Regions from separate parts of the Homo sapiens genome. Here all the other regions are linked to region 1. A link is a loop called in an ENCODE intact Hi-C map of the cell type or tissue named here. Cell type or tissue: MCF 10A. All regions are shown on one strand.

The links. Peaks named below come from ENCODE experiments on the same cell type or tissue, not always from the same donor. Only the 100,000 strongest peaks of a DNase experiment are listed, where the experiment ranks them.
Region 2: a loop joins it to region 1, with 11 times the contacts of the local background. A loop is called at or near these places in 4 of 110 quality-filtered maps.
Region 3: a loop joins it to region 1, with 11 times the contacts of the local background. A loop is called at or near these places in 2 of 110 quality-filtered maps.

Annotation. Positions count from the first base shown.
Region 1 is chr2:31,410,267-31,418,266 of GRCh38, forward strand. It overlaps XDH (xanthine dehydrogenase), which reads right to left and starts at 4,476. Exons shown (of 36, transcript NM_000379.4): 1 at 4,359-4,476. The coding sequence starts at 4,400. RefSeq lists an enhancer at 6,215-6,264. In MCF 10A, CTCF peaks have their summits at 3,841 (motif pointing right) and 4,041; a DNase peak (open chromatin) is centred at 4,625.
Region 2 is chr2:31,833,887-31,841,886 of GRCh38, forward strand. No RefSeq gene overlaps it. Among named protein-coding and RNA genes, the nearest start is that of LINC01946, 34 kb to the left of the region's middle. In MCF 10A, no CTCF peak of the experiment used is centred here; a DNase peak (open chromatin) is centred at 3,595.
Region 3 is chr2:32,130,870-32,138,869 of GRCh38, forward strand. SPAST (spastin) reads left to right here. Exons shown (of 17, transcript NM_014946.4): 10 at 5,694-5,769; 11 at 6,008-6,099; 12 at 6,240-6,319. Among named protein-coding and RNA genes, the nearest start is that of SLC30A6-DT, 31 kb to the right of the region's middle. In MCF 10A, no CTCF peak of the experiment used is centred here; a DNase peak (open chromatin) is centred at 4,682.

The sequences.
Region 1 (8,000 bases):
TAAAAGATGAAAGAAGTTATGGAGGTGGACGGTGATGATGGTTGCCCAATATTATGAATGTATGTAATACCACTGAACTGTACACATAAAAATGATTAAGATGGTAAATTTTATGTATTTTACCACAATAAAAATTATTTAAAAAAAGAATATCAATGGATACTCAAATTAGTGGGTGAAAATTTGATGAACAAGAATTTGTATCATTCCAAATTATCTTCTCACATAGCCTCTATTAATTATAAAGGTAAAGAAAAGTTACCTTACAGTGAAGAAACGTGGTGGATAACACCTTAGCCAAGTCACCAAAGTTCGCATCACAAAAAAGACCCAAAAACTGACGTTAAAAAAACAAACATAATGACAGAATGCAGTGAGAAAAACACATTACTTCTGTGGTATTCCTGCCCCCCAAATGCAGACTCTGAATCTAATTACAAGAAAGCATAATACAATTCAATGTGAGGAACATTCTAAAAAAAAACTGGCCTGTTCTTTTCAGAAACACCAATGTCATGAAAGGAAAGCTGAGGAGCTGTTCTAGATTAGAGGAGACTAAAGACATGGCAACCAACTGCAAGGCGTAATCTTGGATTCCGGGCTGGGGTTGGGGAGTTATAAATGCCAGTATTGGGAAAATTGGAATACATTTGCATAAAGTTTATAGTATTACACCAAAGCTAAGTTTCTTGATTTCTATAAATGGACTACAGTTTTGTAAGAATATATTTATTCTGGCCAGGCGCGGTGGCTCACGCCTGTAATACCAGCACTTTGGGAGGCCGAGGTGGGTGGATCACAGGTCAGGAGTTCAACATCAGCCTGGCCAAGATGGTAGAACCCCAACTCTACTAAAAATACAAAAACTTAGCCAGGCACGGTGGTGGGCGCCTGTAATCCCAGCTACTCAGGAGGCTGAGGCAGACAATTGCTTGAACCCAGGCGGCAAGGTTGCAGTGAGCCGAGATCGCGCCACTGCACTCCAGCCTGGGCGACACAGTGAAACCCTGTCTCAGGAAAAAAAAAAAAAAAAAGAATATATTTATTCTTAGGATAAGAGCTAAAGGAACATGATGTCTGAAACTTACTGTCAAAAGGTTCAGAAATCTATCTTATACTATATATTCATTTATATTAATTATGTACATTAATATATAGAATTATTTACGTACTTATAATACATACATGTGTATCTGTGTGTGTGTCCAGAGTGAGAAAGAGAGAATAATAAAGCAAATGTGGCAAAACATTAACAGTTGGTAAAGTACATAAAGGGTATTTAGTATTTCCTTGTATTCTTCTTGCAGTTTTTCTTTAAATATAAAATAATTGTAAAATACAAAGTTAGAGAAGTAATTTATTTACTACAGGATTTCTCAAAGTTTTAAAAATTCATCCACTTATTCCATCCACACTAGTTGGACACCTACTGTATACCATGCACTGTGCTAAGTGGTTTAAGAATATCCAAGAAGAGCATCTCATGCTGCTAGTTTTCTGTGAAATACATTTCAGAAGGTATTACTTTGTCTAATTATAATCCATCTCTCTAACTAGTATATGGGCTCCAGAATGGCAAATGCCTGATCTTGGAGATCTTATTCCCCCAGTGCATATCCTGTTGTCTGAGGCCTCAGAAGGAGCTTGATAAATGTTGACTATATGGGGAGTGAGCAAGTGAATGATGAGTAAGTGAGTGAGTGAGTGAGTGAGTGAGTGAAAGTCACCGTGACGATCTCTGTAGCTGACACTCACTTCTTGTGGGGATCACTCCTGGACACCTTTGGCTGCACCCAACCTGCCAGATCCTCCCAGATTCTTCCAGGTGCCACAGTCTCAGCTAGACAGAGTGACTACTCAGAAAAGCTAGAATGCTGCCTTGCAAAAAGGCTGTCATTACAATAAAAATAAAATACTGGACAGCTCTTTCCCTTTGACTCTGACTCTAGAACAAAAGAAGATGTGAATGAAAACAATAGTCATCAAGGCTCATCACCACCACAGAAGGCCCTAGAGGTATTCGACTTCTTGCATCGAACACCTTCTGCAGGACCCCATTTAGTGAAGCCAGAGTCCTGGACAGTGGTACAAAACAAGGAGAGGAGTAGGCTCACATTTAAAAACCAAACACTGCATGTTCTCACTCATAGGTAGGAATTGAACAATGAGAACACTTGGACACAGGAAGGGGAACATCACACACCGGGGCCTGTCGTGGGGTGGGGGGAGAGGGGAGGGATAGCATTAGGAGATATACCTAATGTAAATGACGAGTTAATGGGTGCAGCAAACCAACATGGCACATGTGTACATATGTAACAAGCCTGCACGTTGTCCACATGTACCCTAGAACTTAAAGTATAATAATAAAAAAAAAGAGTCACTAAGTTCTTACAGCTTCTTTGGTAACTACTTTGCACAATTCCTGTAACAAAAGGTCTAGAATATCTTCTGAATAAAAATGAGGACAACTTTCTCACAGCTGCCATTGTTTACCCAGGAATTCCCTTGCTTGGTCTTGTTTTTACAGCATTGCTTTCACATAATTACTTTCTGCATTGCCCCTCTACCTTTCTTGCAGTTTCTGAAGATGCTACATCATTATAAATTACAAACATGGATATTCATCACAGAAACTGGCAGTAGTAGAAGCTTCTAGAAATAATAGGATTTGATGTGATGGTACCATCGAAAAATTTAAAATTACTCTCCTAAAGTGAAAGTAAAATGCAAGGGAAAATAATTTTCCCCAAGCCAGATTTACCTTGAAATTCTTCTTTCTAGATTTAGTGCATAACAGCAAGCCATCCCTGAAGAAGAGCAGAAACTTATACTTTTACAGGTTAACCAATGGTTTGGTTTAATAAATAATAAAACCTCAGAGTAAGACATGACCTTGGACGTCATTGAATCTAGCTGTTTACCCAATGTAAAAATTACTAATAAAAATTCCAGAGATGGCTTTGTGTAAGTAGCTCTCCTAGAAAGCCAATTGCACAATGGTTTCCTAGATTTCTACAATGTAATTGCTGAAGGAAAGAAGTTGTTTGAAATGCTGGATGCAAAATCTTACACTTGAAAGCTTTGCCCTACTTCTTGGGTTGGTACCAGGTGCCAACCCTGAAAAGGATGCAGCTCAGAGAGGAAACTCTGAACCCAGAAGAACATGGCTGTCCCCATTCCCCAGCACTTCCCAAAGGCACCACTCAAAGAGAGTCCATCAATCTTTGGAGCACTGACGTTGAAACAGTTCATGAAATTTCTTTTACAGTCACCCAAACACATCCTGGAAATTTAAGACCTAGGAGTCCAGTGAAGCACATTATTGTTCTTGAAAATTATACCAAAAGTCACTCAAAATTACATCAAAAGTTTCTCAACTCAATGCAAAAATGCCAATATAGAAAGACAAATAAAATTGCCCTTCTTTGGGGGACACTTTGGGCACATTCATCACGCACAGTCCACACAGTAAGTTACAATGTGCAACTATGGGACTCTTTTACTATCCTTTTCATTCCTAAGTGGGAAGTTGAACAGGTATGAGCATCTCAGCAGTGTTGTAGGAGGGCAAATGGAGGCTAGTGACCATGTAATATGCTTGCCCCCTCTCTCTCTGCACCACATTAAAATTTGCAAAGATTCTCACTCTTGTCCAAGGGCTGGTACCCATGTCACCTTCCCTAAGTCCCTGTGTACCAATAAGGTAAATTCAAGTAGGTAACAGATTTGCAGCTTACATGTAGAACTCACTGTGTGTGGGTGGGGAGTGGGGGGAATGCAGGAGATGCCCTTTATGAAAAAAAAATTGTGGTTTGCCACAAGGTGTCAGTATATGTCACCTCACAGTGAATCAGGACTGGCTGTTAAACCTATATATATAATATATTAGAATCAAAGGCTGCGTACATCTTATATCCTGATAAAAGCAGGAAAACACATTCCTGTTCCTTCTCTCTGTAAAGAGAGCAACGTAAATTTTAGGATATATTTGATTAAAGACAGAAATAGAAGTGTGGTGATGACCTCAAATCTCACCTAGAACTCAACTCCCCTTTCTCATTCTGTGCCAATCTCCACTACTGCAGAGAGTTGGCAGCTAGCTCACAGATGCCTCTCTGCTTGCCTCTCTCTCCCTCATTCTTTGGCCTCTGAGTATCTTGTCTGTGCTCTAGCCCCGAGAAGGTCTTCTTCCCTAATGTTACCAAAATGCAGCGACACCTTTAAAGCGAGAGAGAGAAAGACAGAACAAGTAAGAGGGGACAGGAAAGACAGAGAACAAGATATGGCTCTGCCAGAGGACACATTTCCCCTCCCAGGGAGAAGGGACACAAAACCAAAGGTCAGCTCCTACTTACCTTTCTGCCATTCACAAAGAAAACCAATTTGTCTGCTGTCATTGTCACAGGTTGGGGTCCCCGAACTCCAGGTACCTCACTCCTAAGAGACACTGGCAGGTAGTTATCACTGCTCTGTGACCTGAAAGTTACGCCTCCCAATAAAATGAAATAAGGTCCACCAATGGGAGGGAACCAGCTCAGAGCTTCAGGGCATGAAGAGTTCTTGGCAAAAGCCACTGGTTTACATAATCAAGGAAGTGCAAACAATCACACACAGCAAATTACAATCTCCACACCTGTGTCAAAGAGCACAGGAAACTACATCCAGATATCAGTAAGGTTGTTGACTTGGCACTAGGCGACTGTGGGTCTTGGGCGCTGCTCTTATGAAACCTGCTTCGTCCTCCCACTTGCTGCAAGACAGAGAAGGGGAAGACAGAGGAGGGAAAGGACTATTCTCAGAGTCACTGCTAATAGAGCTGATTCACACCCTCTGTGTCTACATTTGTCATTTTACCATTCAGGTTTACAGCAACACAGACTGACTGCATGAATGCAAGAGTCATTCTTTCACAGCCTGGTGGAGCAGAGAGGTCACAGGACATGGAGCCCCATGAACCTGACTCAAATCCTGGCATTTGACCTCAGCATGTTACTTACTACCTTCAGAACTCAGTTGCTTTCATCCTGTACAGGATCATAGAATGATATCAAGAATAGAAGAATGAGGGACAAATGACATTTTGGGAGTGCCTTGTAAATTTGCAAAGAACCAAAACATGTATCACTGTTGAAAAGACATCTTCAACATCTCAACAAATAAAATCCTAATAGCAAACTATTTTTGAGATTTGTCTTTTATTTGTTTCTCTCAGGAAAATATCCTTGACAAGTTGTCAGAGTAACTCATAAAAGTATTTCAAAACACCAAATAAATTAAAATGCTCATACCACATAGTCATAGGCTACAGTAACACATAGCTGAAAACCTTTCCCCATCCAATATCCATTAACTCTCAGTGGAAACACAGATGTGCACGTCCACTGGAGCAGCACTAAAGGGCTCTCTGCAGTCCAGCACCCTCCCAACTGCCCCTACCAGTTCTTTAGTTCAACACACACACACACGCAAAAAAAAAAAAAAAAAAAAAAAAAAAAACACACAGAGACCAGCATTCACTCTGGTCTTCTTCTGTCCTGTAATGACCCATACAGTGGCTCAGCCAGCCTTCCTTAAGTAAGACACCTCCCCTACAACCCTAGCAGGCTACCTGAGGGGGAAGAAAGGAGTATTAGGCAGATGTACTTGATATAGCAACAGCTTAGAGAAACTGAAGACTGACAGGACAACCACACAATCAACACAATGCCCCCTCTCACCACAGCCTTAATTTAACCAGGAGATGAAACTTTACTTGTTGGTTGACCAAATATCCCAGTTTGCCCTGGACTATCCTAGTTTTAGCCTTGAATCCCTGACAAATGCCTCAGAGATCCTAGTAAATCCTTCAGTCCAGGGCAAACTGGGATGGTTGGTCACTATAAAACTGGTTGTTGGCTGGGCATGGAGGCTCACACCTATAATCCCAGCACTTTCGGAGGCCAAGGTGGGTGGATCACCTGAGGTCAGGAATTCATGACCAGCCTGGCCAACATGGTAAAACCTCATCTCTACTAAAAATACAGAAATTATCTGGGAGCAGTGGGCCACCTGTAATCCCAGCTACTCTGGAGACTGAGGCAGGAGAATCACTTGAACCTAGGAGGCGGAGGTTGCAGTGAGCTGAAATCATGCCACTGCACTCCAGCCTGGGCGACAGAGTGAGACTCCATCTCAAAAACAAAACCGAAACCAAAACCGGTTGTTAAATCTGAGAGATTCCCTACCCCAGAAGCCACTTGGCAATGTCTGGGGATATATTTTATTGTCACAACTGGGGAGGGATGCTACTGGCATTTAATGGATGGAGGCCAGTAATGCCACTAAACATCCTACAAACCACAAGACAGTCCCACCCCAATAAAATGAACAACAATGAATGTCAATAGAGCCAAGCTGGAGAAATTCTGCCCTGAAAGAAAGAAGGAAGGAGCTGGGGAGAGAGAGAGACTGAGCCTAGGGCATGTTTTGTAATTAGTCAATTCTTCCAAACCCTCACACCTCTTTGATTGAGAGGCTTTTCCTCCATGCACTAATCTACCCAATTTAACAAGCCCTCCCCTTCCTCCTAGGCATTCCCCAGCCAATGCTCCAGGAAAAGCTAAAGGGACGGGCTGAGGAAAGAGCTCAGGCTTTGGAGTTCCATAGGCTGGCTTGAATGTTAGCTCCACCACTTCTGTGTGCCGCCTTTGGCAAAAATCTCTCTCTTGGCATCAGTATTCTCATTTACAAAACGGAGGTGGCCATAATTGCTTGGTAAGGACCAACTCTTAGCTGAATGAAATAAAACATAGATTAAATCTGTTGTCCACAGGAGAAACTAATGTTGGTGTGCTTCTCCCCACTCAGCAAATCTTCAACCCCTCTCTTAACTAGAGGTGAAATTCCTCTCTATTACTATGGAGCATTGAAAGATAAAAGTGAAATAAATTTTCAATAAGGGTTTGTGTTGTCATGCAGAATTTTCAGCTCTGTAATAACTAGTTGAAACCCCAAATACTGACATTTGACAAAAACTTGAATTAGTATGATTACTTATTATTTAGCAAAGTATTTGCCACCATTTTCTTTCTCTGTGACTTTATTTCTTTAATTAACATTAAAATCATACACATTTATCATGTATAATATGATGTTTTTAAATATGTATACATTGTTAAATAGCTCCATTGAGCTGAATAACATACATGTTACCTCACATATTTATCATTTCTTCTGGTGAATACACTTAAATTGTCGTAGAGATTTTCAAAATATACATCGTTATTAAGTTACAGTGACCATGTTGCACAACAGATCTCTTGAATTTATTCCTTCTATCTGACTGAAATTCTGTATTATTTGACAAGCCTAGCTCTATCGCCCAGGCTAGAATGTAGTGGCGTGATCTCAGCTCACTGCAACCTCCAACTCCCTGGTTCAAGTAATTCTCCTGCCTCAGCCCCCCGAGTAGCTGGGATTACAGGCATGTGCCACCCTCATGTTTGGTTCCAAAATTCTCTAGACCAGTTAAATGGGGCCTCTGTCTGTTTATAACAAAGGCATGGAGAGGCTGATGAAATTTTTCCTAGGAAGAAGTACTCTCTTTTTCTCATTTGTCTTGAACAAGTTCACAATCTTTGCTCACAGACCCACCATTGAAGCACTCCCATTTAGCCCCAGGTAATTTTTGTATTTTTAGTAGAGACGGGGTTTCACCATGTTGGCCAGGTTGGTCATGAACTCCTGACCTCAGGTGATCTGCCCACCTTGGCCTCCCAAAGTGCTGGGATTAGACCTATATTTAGGTGTCTCAATGTTGGGTGCATATATATTTACAATTGTCATATTCTCTTGAGAAATTGAGCCCCTTTTCACTATATAATAATTTTTTGCCTCATTGTACAGTTTTTGACTTAAAGTTTATTTTATCTGATATATGTATAGCCAACCTGCTCTTTTTTGGTTTTCATTTTCATGGATATTTTTTCCCATCCCTTCGCTTGCAGTCTATGTGTGTC
Region 2 (8,000 bases), 420 kb after region 1:
TGCCCTTAGTCACTTCATACACTGTCTCTCATGTTTTGCATATGGACTAATATGTTTATGTATATACATGTGTGTGTATTGATGCATAAAATACTTTACTTTGTGTGGTGCACTCTATTTTCTATTTTATTGCACTTTTCAAAATTTACTGCAAACCACTAATTTTATATATAACCCATATTTTTAAAACACTTGAAAAACACTGCTATACTAACCAGGATAGATTTCCTTTTTAGATTTTCTTTTTAGAAAAGAAGGATGCAAAGTTTAAAGACAGCTATAAATTGGTTATTAACTAAAAGGAAGAAAGCTCCAAGTTTCTGTCTCATAGGAAGACAGTTGTCTATCACTTCAGAGAAAAGATGGAGAAATTATTCTTGTATAGTATTAGTAATATCTCTGCAACTCAGACATGGAAAAACCATTCTCTAAACCTCAAGTTCACCATAATAGTGCAGCTATCACATTTATTATTCATTTGAAGTTATTTTTGAAGTTTTTTTTTTTATTATACTTTAAGTTCTAAGATACATGTGCAAAACGTGCAGGTTTGTTACATAGGTATACATGTGCCATGGTGGTTTGTGGCACCCATCAACCCATCATCTACATTAGGTATTTCTCCTAATGCTATCCCTCCCCTTGTCCCCCATGCCCTGACAGACCCCCGTGTGTGATGTTTCCCTCCCTGTGTCCATGTGTTCTCATTGTTCAAGTCCCACTTGTGAGTAAGAACATGTGGTGTTTGGTTTTCTGTTCTTGTTTTAGTTTGCTGAGAATGATGGTTTCCACCTTCATCCATGTCCCTGCAAAGGACATGAACTCATTCTTCTTTATGGCGGTGTAGTATTCCATGGTGTATAAGTGCCACATTTTCTTTATCCAGTCTATCATTGATGGGCATTTGGGTTGGTTCCAAGTCTTTGCTATTGTGGATAGTGCTCCAATAAACATATATGGGCATGTGTCTTTATAGTAGCATGATATATAGTCCTTCGGATATATACCCAGTAATGGGATTGCTGGGTCAAATGCTATTTCTAGTTCTAGATCCTTGAGGAATCTCCACACTGTCTTCCACAATGGTTGAACTAATTTACACTCCCACCAACAGTGTAAAAGCGTTCCTATTTCTCCACATCCTCTCCAGCATCTGTTAGTTTCCTGAGTTTTTAATGATCGCCGTTCTAACTGGCATGAGATGGTATCTCATTGTGGTTTTCATTTGCATTTCTCTAATGACCAGTGATGATGAGCTTTTTTTCATGTTTGTGGGCAACATAAATGTCTTCTTTTGAAAAGTGTCTGTTCATATCCTTCACCCACTTTTTGATGGAGTTGTTTTCTTCTTGTAAATTTGTTTAAGCTCCTTGTAGATACCGGATATTAGCCCTTTGTCAGATGGGTAGATTGCAAACTTTATTATGTAAATTTTATAATCTACATGATAGAATTTATATCAGTCTGATTTAGCCCATGATTACACTATAAACTCACTGAATAGATTCTACTGGTATAGACATCTTTTTATGTTATGGTGTCTACATCATCATTTATATCTACTACTGCCACTAACATTAGCAATAATAGTTATTATAGTTATTATAGTAGTTATATTATACAATTATATTATAATAGTTATTATTATACACATGTATGTATATCTATCTCTACATGTATGAAGGTAAGTCTTAGTTGCCTATAAAGGTCTGGTTTTGTCCTTGCCCAAGAGATTTTCATAAGTGCAACCCAAAAATAGACCATGCAAGTTAACACTATCTTTCTGATACTCTCAGTAGGCATTTATAGAGCTGCGTCTAAAGGTTGAATATCCTTTATCTGAAATGTTTGGGACCAGACATGTTTCAAATTTTGAATTTCTTTCAGATTATGGAATATTTGCATAGACATAATGAGATATCCTGGGGATGGGATCCAAGACTAAACATAAAATTCATTCATGTTTTATATATACCTAATACATATAACCTGAAGGTAATTTTATATAATATTCTTAATAATTTTGTGCATGAAACAAAGTTTAGACTGCTTTTTGACTGTGACCTGTCACATGAGGTCTGGTGTGGAATTTCCTACTTGTGGTGTCACGTCTTTGCTCAAACACTTTTCAGATTTTGGAGCATTTCAATTTTTGGATTAAGGATTGTCAACTTTACTATTGCTTATGTCACTGAAGTAAAACTTTAAAATTGTTAAAACTCCCCTTTCAATTTCTTGAGTCGGCCTGCAATCAAACCTTTGTAATTAAACCCTCAAAGAACCTGTTGAAATTATTCCAGACTAGTTATTCTAAACCAGTTTTTACTCTCCTTTTCAAATGTCTAGTACATAATGGATTCTCAATGAATGTGATAGAGATATAACAGTTTAGTTCACATGCAAAATCATGAGAAAACCTATGAAAAACTTAAGGTCTATACCCAAAGAATGCTATATCAAGTATTATCCCACTCACACCAAATATTCAGCTATTAAATGATTGATAGTCTGTGTTAAGGAAGTTTAGAGGCTTTTTTTCATATTCACTCTAAGATTATCACTGTATACTATGAAATACATAGGATTGGCTGGGCACAGTGGTTCACGCCTGTAATCTCAGCACTTTGGGAGGTCAAGGCGGGTGGATCACTTGAGGCCAGGAGTTCAAGACTAGCCTGGCCAACATGATGAAACCCTGTCTCTACTAAAAAAAAAAATAGAAAAATTAGCTGGGCATGGTGGCATACAACTGTAATCCTAGCTACTTGGGAGGCTGTGACACGAGAATTCCTTGAATCTGGGAGGCAGAGGTTACAGTGAGCCAAGATCGCACCACTACACTCCATCCTAGGCTATAGAGACTCTGTCTCAAAAAAAAAAAAAAAAAAAAAAAAAGAAAGAAAAAAGAAATACATAGGATTGTGTTACTACACTGTGGATTAATCCCATTTTGGGATTGGGTCATAACCAGTATTTAAACAAGCTCAATCAGTTCATTCTAAGTTTCATTTAAGAGCAAATTATCTTTTCAAAAAATTGAGGCTTCAGAGCAACTCAAGAATTCTGGGAAAAATCTTCCTCTCTCTACCTGTGTTGTTTGCCAACTGTACAGAATAATAATATTTTACATTTTAGTAAGCCGCTTTTCAAAATACACATTTTTCAGAAGTCATTCTGATGACCGTATGGAGTAGGTAAAACAAATATTATCATCATCTACACAGCTAATAAGTAGTAAAGACAGGATTCAAACACAATTCTTCCTAGAAAATGACTCCAAGACTTAGATTATAGATATGAGAAAAATGCTGGCATCCTAGACAAAGGTGAGATTAGTCTTAATTTCCATGCTGAGTCTATGGAGATGGCTGTAGACCAGTGGGGTAGGCAGCTCTTATTTTTAATAGATTGCGAGCTTTAAAAGATCATCAGTGTATGCTGTCCTAAGCCAGCACATTGTTATATCCTTTTGCAGTTTTAGAATTCTGACTTTCCCAGATCTGCTTAAGTATCTTTCTATTCTAAGCCAGTTCAACTTGGACACCTTCTAAATAAAATCAGAGTAGGCATTTTGTGCACTTCACGATTTGAAGCACAACGCTGACACCTAGTGTATTCACTGATTTTCTTTTCCTTTCCTCCCTCCCCCTTTTTTTTTTTTTTTTTTTTTTTTTTTTTTTTTTTGAGACAGAGTTTCACTTTTGTTGCCCAGGCTGGAGTGCAATGGTGCAATCTTGGCTCATCGCAACCTCCACCTCCCGGGTTCAAGCAATTCTCCTGCCTCAGCCTCCTGAGTAGCTGGGATTACAGGCATGCGCCACCACGCCCAGCTAACTTTGTATTTTTGGTAGAGATGAGGTTTTTCCATGTTGGTCAGGCCAGTCTTGAACTCCTGACCTCAGGTGATCCACCCACCTCGGCCTCCCAAAAAGTCGGTATTACAGGCATGAGCCACCACACCCAGCCCCCTTTTTCTTTAAAGAATGGCTATTATAGTTTAATAATAGTAAAAATTTATTGAAAACTTAACAGGTTAGCATGTTAAGTATCATGCTAAGCACTTTAAATGTATCATCTCATTTACCTTCTTCAACTATGAACAATGTTTTATCATCATCTCTACTTCACAAACAAGGGAAAAGAAGCTTAAAAAGTTAAGTCAAATTTTATTACTGCAAAAGATGGAATTCAAATCCAGATCAGCTTGACTCTGGAGCCGAAGCTCTGAATCACTATTTGTAAAGGAATCAAGTAGGACTGTGTTATGAAATAGGTTAGTTTATTTCTATTCACTTGGAGGACATTTGCACACACTTCCTTCAAGACTGAAGGTAAGCATTCAGGTAGAAAAGATGACAAATCTGCCCAGGTGCAGTGGCTCACGCCTGTAATCCCAGCACTTTGGGAGGCCAAGGCAGGTGGATCATTTGAGGTCAGGAGTTCAAGACCAGCCTGGCCAACATGGTGAAATGCCATCTGTACTAAAAATACAAAAATTAGCCGGGTGTAGCTGTGGACGCCTGTAATCCCAGCTACTCAGGAGGCTGAGGCAGGAGACTCACTTAAACCCAGGAGGTGGAGATTGCGGTGAGCCAAGATCATGCCACTGCACTCCAGCCTGGACGACAGGTAAGACTCTGTCCAGAAAAAAAAAACAAAGAAAAAACCAAAGAAAGAAAACCTAACAAATCTCATGTCTGCAGCTTTAAACCATGTGTCCTCTTGATTTTGTCTCTTTCTACGGCAGGATGTTAGCCCTAGAGTTATCCAATCCAAGTCCTTTACCCTCTCATTCTCCCTTTGAAGGCAGAGAGCAATCTCACTGAGTCTTCCAGGTCTGTTCCGGTAACGTCTTGGTATTTTAAAAAGAACTGTTATCCTGTGAGCAATATATATTATAGTGTAGTTCTTCATGTGGTGAGCCTACCTTTCCTCAAATTATCTATTAGCGCTTCTAGACTAAATGCTCCAAGAAAGCACAGCTTGTGCTTTTTTTTTTTTTTTTTTTTTTTTTTTTTGAGACAGAGTCTTGCTCTGTCGCCCAGGCTGGAGTGCAGTGGCGCGATCTCAGCTCACTGCAAGCTCCGCCTCCCGGGTTCACACCGTTCTCCTGCCTCAGCCTCCCAAGTAGCTGGGACTACAGGCACCTGCCACCACGCCTGGCTATTTTTTTTTTTTTTGTATTTTTAGTAAACAGGGTTTCACTGCGTTAGCCAGGATGGTCTTGATCTCCTGACCTCGTGATCCATCCGCCTCGGCCTCCCACAGTGCTGGGATTACAGGCGTGAGCCACTGTGCCTGGCCGCCTTTCCCATTTTTGAAGACAAAACGCATGGCATATAGTGGGTACTCAATAATGTGTTAAATACACTAATTAAAGACTGAGAGTCTGTATTAGTTTTCTAAAGTTATTTTCTTTGCATCTTTTACTTAGAATATAAGTGTGAGTTCAGTTGCTTAATGCCTAGTGCCAAGACAACTATGGTTGTTGAGTTCACTCCCCAAGTGGGCTTCTCAGATTCTCTGTGTGAAAAAAAAAAAAAAAAAAATGATCCCCTGATAGTATCTCCACTGTCTCCATCAAAGGGTTTTGTTTGTTTTTTTCTTTGAGACACCACCTCTGTCATCCAGGCTGGAGTGCAGTGGTATGATCTGGGCTCACTGCAACCTCCACCTCCTAGGCTCAAGCAATCCTCCCACCTCAGCCTCCTGAGTAGCTAGGACCACAGGCACGCGCCACCACGTCCAGATAATTTTTGTATTTTTAGTAGAGATGGGGTTTTGCCATGTTGGCCAGGCTGGTCTTGAACTCCTGAGCTCAAGCGATCCACCCGCCTCAGCTTCCCAAAGTGCTGGGACTGCAGGTGTGAGCCACCATGCCCGGCCCCAAGGGCTCTTTTAAGAGAGACATTTCCCTTTATTCTTCTTCTACGCCCTCACGGTGCCACTGTTTTATAATCTGATGTTAAAATCTATCAACTGCAGTGGGAATAAAACAGTTAAGATAGAAATAATACATAAAAGAGGTAACAAATGCAGTTCATGCTTTTTAGTTCACTTGACAAAGCATGACTCAGCTGCTTTGAGGGATTCCTATTTAATTTTCTTGGGTCAGCTTGTAATTAAACCTTAAAAGAACCTGTCAAGGCCAAGCACAGTGGCTCATGCCTGTAATCCCAGCATTTTGGGAGGCCGGGGCAGACGGATCACTTGAGGTCAGGAGTTCCAGATCAGCCTGGCCAACACGGTGAAACCCCGTCTCTTCTAAAAATACAAAAATTAGCCAGGTGTGGTGGTGCACGCCTGTAATCCCAGGCATGAGAATCACTTGAACCCCAGTAGTGGAGGTTGCAGTGAGTCAAGATCTCACCACTGCACTCCAGGCTAGGTGACACAGCAAGGCTCAGTCTCAAAAAAAAAAAAAAAAAAAAAAAGAACTTGTCAAAACTATTCTAGACTAGTTTTTTTTTTTTTTTTTTGAGATAGAGTCTTGCTCTGTCGCCCAGGCTGGAGTGCAGTGGCACAATCTCAGCTCACTGCAACCTCTGCCTCCTGGGTTCAAATGATTCTCCTGCCTCAGCCTCCCGAGTAGCTGGCACTACAGGTGCCCGCCACCATGCCTGGCTAATTTTTTATACTTTTAGTAGAGACGGGATTTCACCATGTTAGCCAGGATGGTCTCAATGTCCTGATCTCATGATCTGCCTGCCTCGGCCTCCCAAAGCGTTGGGATTACAGGTGTGAGCCACCGCACCCGGCTGACTAGTTCTTCTAGACTAGTTTTTACTCCCCATTTCCACTGGGTAGTATATATTGGATTCTCAATGAATGTGAACTTAATATTACAGAAAACAAAAGCTAACATTGATCAAATATTTGCCATAAGCAACTTCTTAGCTTAGCACAGCAGACACAACTCATTTCACAATACAAAAATAAAACTGTTATTATTGTTTCAATTTTACAGATTATGAGACAGACTTGGAGAAATTAGGTAACTCCTCCAAGTTAGGCTCCAGGTTAATATCTGACTCTACAACCAACACTCTTCACAACTATGAATCCCAAGTCCAAAAATAAACTTTTACCCCTTTTGGTTGAGAGAAGCCAAGAGTCACGGCTGGACTACAGTTTGAAACTGTTCTCAAGACCCACTTGAAACTGGATTCAGGTAGTGTTGCCCTTTCAGCCTCAAAAATCTCTCTTCTCTATGCTAGATGCAGGGCGTCCTACAGTCCCTCTCCTGGGAATCTCTGTAATAAATTAATTCAAACGAAAATGTATGTGGTTAATGCTGTGTTTGCTTGATTTATGGACCTTTCATATGAAGTAGGAAGATATTTAGAGTTGATTTAATACTGGATTATTTCTACAAAAGTTTGACAAGTCCATATTTAGAAATATGATCTCCTTTTACAGAAAATCAGGTATCACGGACGTACAGTCTGTTCCAAGGAAGTAAACTCCTTTGTCTGAAAACTGCCCATACTAAAGATATTTAATATCTGATGAGGTATTATAACATTAATTTCATCACACTCCCAACTGTACATTTTATAATCACTTCAGTAGTTCTCAAGCTTCCTATAAACAGGAAGCTTACAAAGAGCTGGGATTCCCAGGCCATACTCAGAGAATTCTGATGCAATGGCTATGGTATTGGGCCTAGGAACCTACTGTTTAGTAAGCACCCTAGGTAATTCTGAACCACATTTTGAAAAATCGTATTTGAAATAAAAAATTCAAGTACATATTTTTAAAATATTCCACATTAATAACTCAAATAATATGGTCAAGAAGATGTAAATATTTAGGAAAACTAAGTGCATCATTGCCCTCTGGAACAGAGGCTGCTGTTTGTCACCTTTTTAAGTCTTTTGAAAGACTAGTCCATTTTTTTATCAAGCCATACAGCCAAGTTTGTATGCTCCCCAAGGCCTGGCGGAAACATTGGCCTAATTACGAATAAGTGACAAAAAATTAGAACAAAGATATTTTAA
Region 3 (8,000 bases), 720 kb after region 1:
GCAGATCTATGTCTTCGGAACAGACATGAGATCAGAATTGTCTAGCTGCTATGAACAGCATGTTCTCTCCCTGTACCTATAGACATGTATGGGAAACTTATTTGTAAGGTTGTATAATGAGCAGTGAGTTAAAGCAAACTTGACATGTTGACCATAGTTGTTATGGCATTGGACTAAAGTAGCCTCCATCACTATGATAGAGATAGCCTTGGTGTTGGACCCATAGTTTTTGAAGTCTGTTTGCTAAGACTCCCTCTTCCTTAGGCAGTTCTTCAAATATTATTATGCTTTTTCCTGTCATGGGATTCCTCTTCATGGAGTTTCCTTTCTCAGGAACACTATCTTCTCCTGGTTAATTTGTACTTATTCTTCAGATACCAGTTGAAATGTTACAACCTTCCCTGACCCTCCAAACTATTCCCCGTTATTATTCTCCTAGCACCACTTGCACCTCATTTTCATACTCACTGGAGTTGCAATTCATATTCATTGATAGGATTATTTTAATTGTATCTGATATCACTGTCACCTCCACTAGAAGATGGTCTCCATGCGGGCAGAGACTATCACCATGTGTTCTTCACTTCAATTTTCAGTAGTTGGCTGTGAGTAGGTATTGAATAAATATTTGTGGAGTAATCATAATGAGGTATAGATATTATTCTCATAGCTCTATTTTATTAATTAGGGAATTACAGAATTCAGTGATCTGCTCAGGATCTCATAACCAGGAAGTGGGAAACTAGGATTTGAGCTCCAGTGAGTGTGGCCTTTCATTAAAAATATTACAGCAACCATTCTCTTTTTTTTTTTTTTTTTTTTTGAGATGGAGTCTTGCTCTGGAGTGCAGTGGCGTGATCTCGGCTCACTGCAGCCTCTGCCTCCCGGGTTCAAGTGATCCCCCTGCCTTAGCCTGCTGAGTAGCTGGGACTACAGGCACCCGCCACGACACTTGGCTAATTTTTGTATTTTAGTAGAGACGGGGTTTCACCATGTTGGCCAGGATGGTCTCGATCTCCTGACCTTGTGATCCGCCCGCATCTACCTCCCAAAGTGCTGGATTATAGGCGTAAGCCACCACACCCGGCCTACAGCAACCATTCTCTTTTATCCATACTTTTTTCAAGAGTACTGTTTCATCTTCATGTTTTCAGAAACAACATAGCATTCATGATCTTAACCCCCAATTCTGATACTGCCTGAATATCTTGAAGTAAGTTTACTTTTAAGAAAGTTGAGGCTAGGTGTGGTGGCTCATGCCTGTAATCCCAGCACTTTGGGAGGCCAAGGCAGGTGGATCACTTGAGCTCAGGAGTTCAAGACCAGGCTGGGCAACATGGCGAAACCCTGTCTCTACCAGAAATACAAAAAATTAGTCGGGCGTGGTGGCGTGTGCCTGTGGTCCCAGCCACTTGGGAGACTGAAGTGGGAGGATTTCTTGAGCTTGGGAGGTGGAGTTTGCTGTGAGCCGAGAGATCATGCCACTGTACTCCAGCCTGGGTGGCAGAGTGAGATCCCATCTCAAAAAAAGAAAAGAAAAAGAAAATTGAAATGTCTAGTCTATCATTTTGTCAGTTCTATCTAATACAATTTTTTCCTTATGTCTAACTGAAATCTGCTTTTTCTAATTTTTACATACTTGATTTAACAAAACTCAATCTTTTTTTTTTTTTATGAGACAGCCTTTCAAATATATAGGAACTTAATGTTATATCTGCTTCCCTCCAGTCCCCAGAATAGTTACTATTTTAGTTGTCTTTCTATGGTCTCATGCCAGTTTGTCAGTATGCCTAGATAAGAACTGAATATTTTACCTCAGATGTGACCTGACTTTGAAGACTTAAAAAGGAAGCATTGTGCCAGGCGCAGTGGCTCACACCTGTGATCCCAGCACTTTGGGAGGCCGAGGTGGGCAGGTCAGGAGTTTGAGACCAGCCTGATTAACATGGAGAAACCCCATGTTTCTCTACTAAATACAAATCTCTACTAAATACTAAATACTAAATCTCTACTAAAAATACAAAAGATGAGCTGGGCATTGTGGCACATGCCTGTAATCCCAGCTACTCGGGAGGCTGAGGCAGGAGAATCACTTGAGCCCAGGAGGCGGAGGTTGCGGTGAGCCGAGATTGCGCCATTCCACTCCAGCCTGGGCAACAAAAGTGAAACTCCATCTCAAAAAAAAAAAGCAGCAGCATTGTGTAATATTATGTAGATGTTGTGTCTCATGATCTATCCTGAGAAAGCTTTTGGGAGGAACTGCATCATAGTCATGGACAACATTTGTGTTATTAAAATATCTAGATTATTTTCCACAAAAAATCAGTTACATATGTATCTTAACATGTTGTATTATTGTTTAACCTTGTTTATTGAATAACTAACATGTAGAAAAGTATTTATAGCATAAGTATACAGCTGTATACAGCTCAGTGGATTACCACAAAGCGAATATACTTTCATAATCACCACCCAGGTCAAGAAATAAATTGTTACCTGTGGCCCTAAAATCCCTCCAGGCACTCCACCATCTTTATCCACTCACTCCTCTCCCTCAAAACCACTAGACTACTAACATCATAGACAAAGCTAGCATGCCTTTGAACTTTATATAAATCTAATGATGTAGGATTTTGTGTGTATGTGTATTTGGCTTCTTTCATCAGCATTGTATTTGTGAGATTTATCCAGATTGTTGCAAGTAGTTGTAGTTGTGCTTTTTTACACAGATTTAATTTTTATATTTTTCTTATATGTTCGAACAGTTAACCTGCTTATCTATTATTAAAAAAAAAAAAACGAACATTCACATAGTTCTTACCAGTTTACAGTGTTTTTTCCACACCGTCTTCAAAATGTAAAGTTTGGTCTTCAATACATCAGTATGCTGCTAGATTTAAATACTAGGGAAAAAAAAATCAGAGAAGTTAATAATATTAACTGTCACCTCCACTAGAAGATGGTCTCCATGTGGACAGTAATATTTCTCTTGTATTATCTGTGCTAAGTAAAATCTTCTGTAAGTTTCTTTAAATATTTTAATAAATCATAGTACTTAAAATGTTCTCAATATTCTAAAGTAGTTAAAAGTAACTATAAAATAGTACCTGTTTTTCTGATCACATTTTACTTCCTATGTGAAATTTTACAAGTCGTTACTCTATTTATTTATTGATTTATTTTTTAAGACAGGGTCTGTTCTGTCGCCCAGGCTGGAGTACAGTGGCGTGATCATGGCTCACTGCAGCCTCAGCCTCCTGGGCTCAAGTGATCCTCCCACCTTAGCATCCCAAGTAGCTGGGACTATAGGCACATGCCACCATGCCCAGCTAATTTTAAAAAATTCTGGGGGGCCGAATGCGGTGGCTCACACCTGTAATCCCAGCACTTTGGGAGGCCGAGGCAGGCGAATCACAAGGTCAGGAGTTCGAGACCAGCCTGGCTAACATGGTGAAACCCTGTCTCTACTAAAAATACAAAAAATTAGCGGGGTGTGGTGGCAGGCGCCTGTAATCCCACTTACTCAGGAGGCTGAGGCAGGAGAGTTGCTTGAACCTGGGAGGCAGAGATTGCAGTGAGCCGAGACTCCATCTCAAAAAAAAAAAATTTTTTTTTGTAGTGACAAGGTGTCACTGTGTTGCCAGGGCTGGTCTCAAACTTCTGGGCTCAAGTGATCCTCCCATTTCGGCCTCCCAAAGTGCTAGGATCACAGGCATGAGTCACTGTGCCTGGTCTTCAAGTTGTTATTAAAGCATGTTTACCCACATTATGCACATGGTATAATGGAAAGTATTGTTGTGGAAGTTAGGAGATAGGGATTCTAGCCTAGCTTTTTATTTTTTTGGGACAAGGTCTCACTTTTTCGCCCCAGGCCGAAGTGCAGTTGTGCGATCTCGGCTCACTGCAACCTCCAACTCTCAGGTTCAAGCAATTCTCCCACGTCAGCCTCCCGAGTAGCTGGGATTACAGGCATGCGCCACCACGCCCGGCTAATTTTTGTAGTTTTAGTAGACACAGGGTTTCACCATGTTGGCCAGGCTGGTCTTGAACTCCCGACCTCAGGTGATCCACCCACCTTGGCCTCCCAAAGTGCTGGGATTACAGGCATGAGCCACCGCACCCGGCCTCTAGCGTAACTTTTACATCCTGAACTGACCTTAAGAAAGTATAACTTTAGGCCTGTTTCATCTGTAAAATGTTAATGTCATAGGAGATGATCTTTTGAGATTTCTTTCAGCTCTGATAATTTTGTGTGTGTGTGTGTGTGTGTGTGTGTGTGAGATGGAGTCTTGCTCTGTCGCCCGGGCTGGAGTGCAGTGGTACCATCTCGGCTCACTGCAAGCTCCACCTCCTGGGTTCACGCCATTCTCCTGCCTCAGCCTCCCGAGTAGCTGGGACTACAGGCGCCTGCCACCACGCCTGGCTAATTTTTTGTATTTTTAGTAGAGACGAGGTTTCACCGTGTTAGCCAGGATGGTCTCGATCTCCTGACCTCGTGATCCGCCCGCCTCAGCCTCCCAAAGTGCTGGGATTACAGGTCTGAGCCGCCGCGCCCGGCCTAGAATATTTGTTTCGATTATTCTAAATCTGGTGACATTTCTTTTGTTTTTAAGTTAAATCTTCAGTAAAAAGAATAAATGCCACCTAGAGGACAGAAAAATTTTTACAGTAGATTATCACAGACCTCATGACTCATTACTTTGGTGTATAAAATGGCCTTTGTATGGTGTCAGCACCTGGGAATGTCTCAAGGGGTGTTCATTGACCTTCTGGACTATCTGGAAATATTTTGATATTTATTGGCTGGGCGCGGTGGCTCATGCCTGTAATTCCAGCACCTCGGGAGGCCAAGTTAGGTGGATCACTTGAGGTCAGGAGTTTGAGATCAGCCTGGCCAACTAAGTTAGTTGACTATTTGTGAAATTTCCCTCTCCAAATAGGAAAGATAGGATTGGAAACATTATTCAGAAGGAAGAAGTTTTAAAGAAGGGCAGGCTTAAAGACTATCTAATGAATTTACCAATATGGTAAAACCCCATCTTTACTAAAAATACAAAAATTAGCCAGGCGTGGTGGTGGGCGCCTGTAATCCCAGCTACCTGGGATGTTGAGGGATGAGAATCACTTGAACCCAGGAGGCAAAAGTCACAGTGAGCCGAGATTGCACCACTGCACTCCAGACTGGGCTATAGAGCAAAACTCTGTCTCAAAAAAAAAAAGGAAAAAAAAAAAAGAAATTTTGATATTTATGTGAGAATGACTTTTCACGGTGTTCTTAATAGCGCAAGTTTTGTTTAGGAGAGCACATTCCAACTTACTTGCTTCTATAAATATACCGTGTAATCTAGGGCTTAAAGAATATGTACAATGTCTTTTTCTCTCCCCTAGTCTTCCCCTTTTCTCACTAGTTATATCCTTGACTGAAGAGCTATTTCATTCTCAAGTCTTAGGAATGCAGGGTGAAGCAAAACAGATGAATTTTTAAAGCACTTAACCAGGCTGTATGAAATCACAGTCTGTTGTCTAAAATTGTAAGGGACGGTTAGTAGTACTCTCCCCTTTCTCAAACCAAATCTTTGGTTGTTTTAAGGAAGGGAAATTAAATTCCTGTGTGCTAGATTTTCAACATAAAATTTAAAAAACTGGAATAATGTTGCATTTTATGTGTATAACAGTATAATGCTTTGTTTTAGGTGGGAGAAGGAGAGAAATTGGTGAGGGCTCTTTTTGCTGTGGCTCGAGAACTTCAACCTTCTATAATTTTTATAGGTAAGAACATATTTTCCAACTAAGTTATTGACTATTTGTGAAATTTCCCTCTCCAAATAGGAAAGATACGATTGGAAACATTATTCAGAAGGAAGAAGTTTTAAAGAAGGGCAAGCTTAAAGACTATCTAATGAATTTAGTAGGACCCACTATATTAATAAGTAGTAAACTAGATTAATCTCAGATGACTCACATAGCTTGGTCTTTAATTAAAGTCTTATACTTGTATTTCCTCTAGATGAAGTTGATAGCCTTTTGTGTGAAAGAAGAGAAGGGGAGCACGATGCTAGTAGACGCCTAAAAACTGAATTTCTAATAGAATTTGATGGTGTAAGTGTTGATTATGATATTTTTAATGTGGCAGCATTTTAGTATATTTTCCTATTAAATGGCCAAGGTTAAAAATACAAATATCTTTATATTTGTTATTACTTTTCTAAATGAATTGAAAAAAGATTTTTTGCTTGTAGGTACAGTCTGCTGGAGATGACAGAGTACTTGTAATGGGTGCAACTAATAGGCCACAAGAGCTTGATGAGGCTGTTCTCAGGTAGGGAGATTTATATGGAAATACATGCATTTATTACAGACAATATTTACTCATGTGTCCATCTTACATATTATTTCCTTACTCTCAGTTTTAAGACTAAATTCACTATTTTCTTCCAGTACTATCTCTAGCCTCTTGTTACCAACTACATAAGGATTTTGAGGTCAACAGCTTGATATCAGGAGAATTAGTCTAGTAAAGGTTTAGTTACGGTTTTAGGCAAATTGGTCAGTTCTTCTGGGTTGCATTAAATTATCTTTAAACTTGAAAATTGATTCTTACCGTCTTTTATTGGGCTTCATGAGAAAATAATCAAATCAGGGTTCATGGAAAATGTGTTTTCTGTTCTTGTGTGTTTGAGCAGTTTATTCCCTTCATACTGGAAGGACGGTTTGGGTCAGCATAAAATTCTTGGGCATCCTTTCCCAAGGAATTTACAATATTGCTCCATTGTTTCTAGATTGGCTGTAGTAGTGTAAAAGTCTGAATCCAAATTGATTTTTTCAAATTTGTAAAATAACTTGATTTTTTTCTCTCTTTACTGGATGGGTTACGTGGGTATATTGCACCCAGGTAGTGAGCATAGGGTGCAGTAGGTAGTTTTTCAACCCACACCTCACTGCTTTCTTCCCCCATGTAGTAGTCCGCAGTGTGTATTGTTCCCATGTTTATGTCCATGTGTACTCAATTTTTAGCTCCCCACTTATGAGAACATGAGCTATTTGGTTTACTGTTCCCACATTAATTGGCGTAGTATTAAGGCCTCCACCTCCATCCATGTTGCTGCAAAGGACATTATTTCATTCTTTTTTATGGCTGCGTAGTACATAGTATTCCATGGTGTGTACGTACCACATTTTCTTTATCCAGTCCACCATTGATGGACACTTAGATTGATTCTATGTCTGCTGTCATGAATAGTACAGCAATAAACATGAAATGCATGTCTTTTTGGTATAATGATCTATTTTCCTTTGGGTATATACCCAGTAATGGGATTTCAGGGTCAAAGGTAGATTTGTTTTATGTTTTTTGAGAAATCTTCAAACTGCTTTCTACAATGACTGAACTTTACATTCCTACCAGCAGTACATACGCTCCACAACCTCACCAACATCTGTTATTTTTTTACTTTTTCCCGCCAATCTGTAGACAATATGGGATTTTTTTTGCCATTTTATTAATAGCCATTCTGACTGGTGTGAGATATCTCATTGTGATTTTGATTTGCATTTTTCTGATGGTTAGTGATGATGAGCATTTTTTCATGTTTGTTGTCCCCTCGTATGTCTTTTGAGAAGTGTCTATTCATTTCCTTTTTACCCATTTTTTAATAGGGTTGTGTGTTTTTAGCTTGTTCAATTGTTTGAATTCCTTATAGATTCTGGATATCAGACCATTGTTAGATGCAGTTCTGTAGATTGTCTGTTTACTCTGTTGATGGTTCTTTTTGCTGTGCAGAAGCTCTTTAGTTTAATTAGGTCCCACTTGTCAATTTTTATTTTTGTTGCAATTGTGTTTGGGGACTTAGCCAAAATTTCTTTCTGAGGCTGATGTCAAGAAGTGTATTTCCTAGTTTTCTTCTAGCATTTTTATACTTTGAGATCTTACATTTAAATCTTTAATCCACCTTGAGTTAATTTTTGTATATGGTGAAAAGTAAGGGTCCAGTTTCATTTTT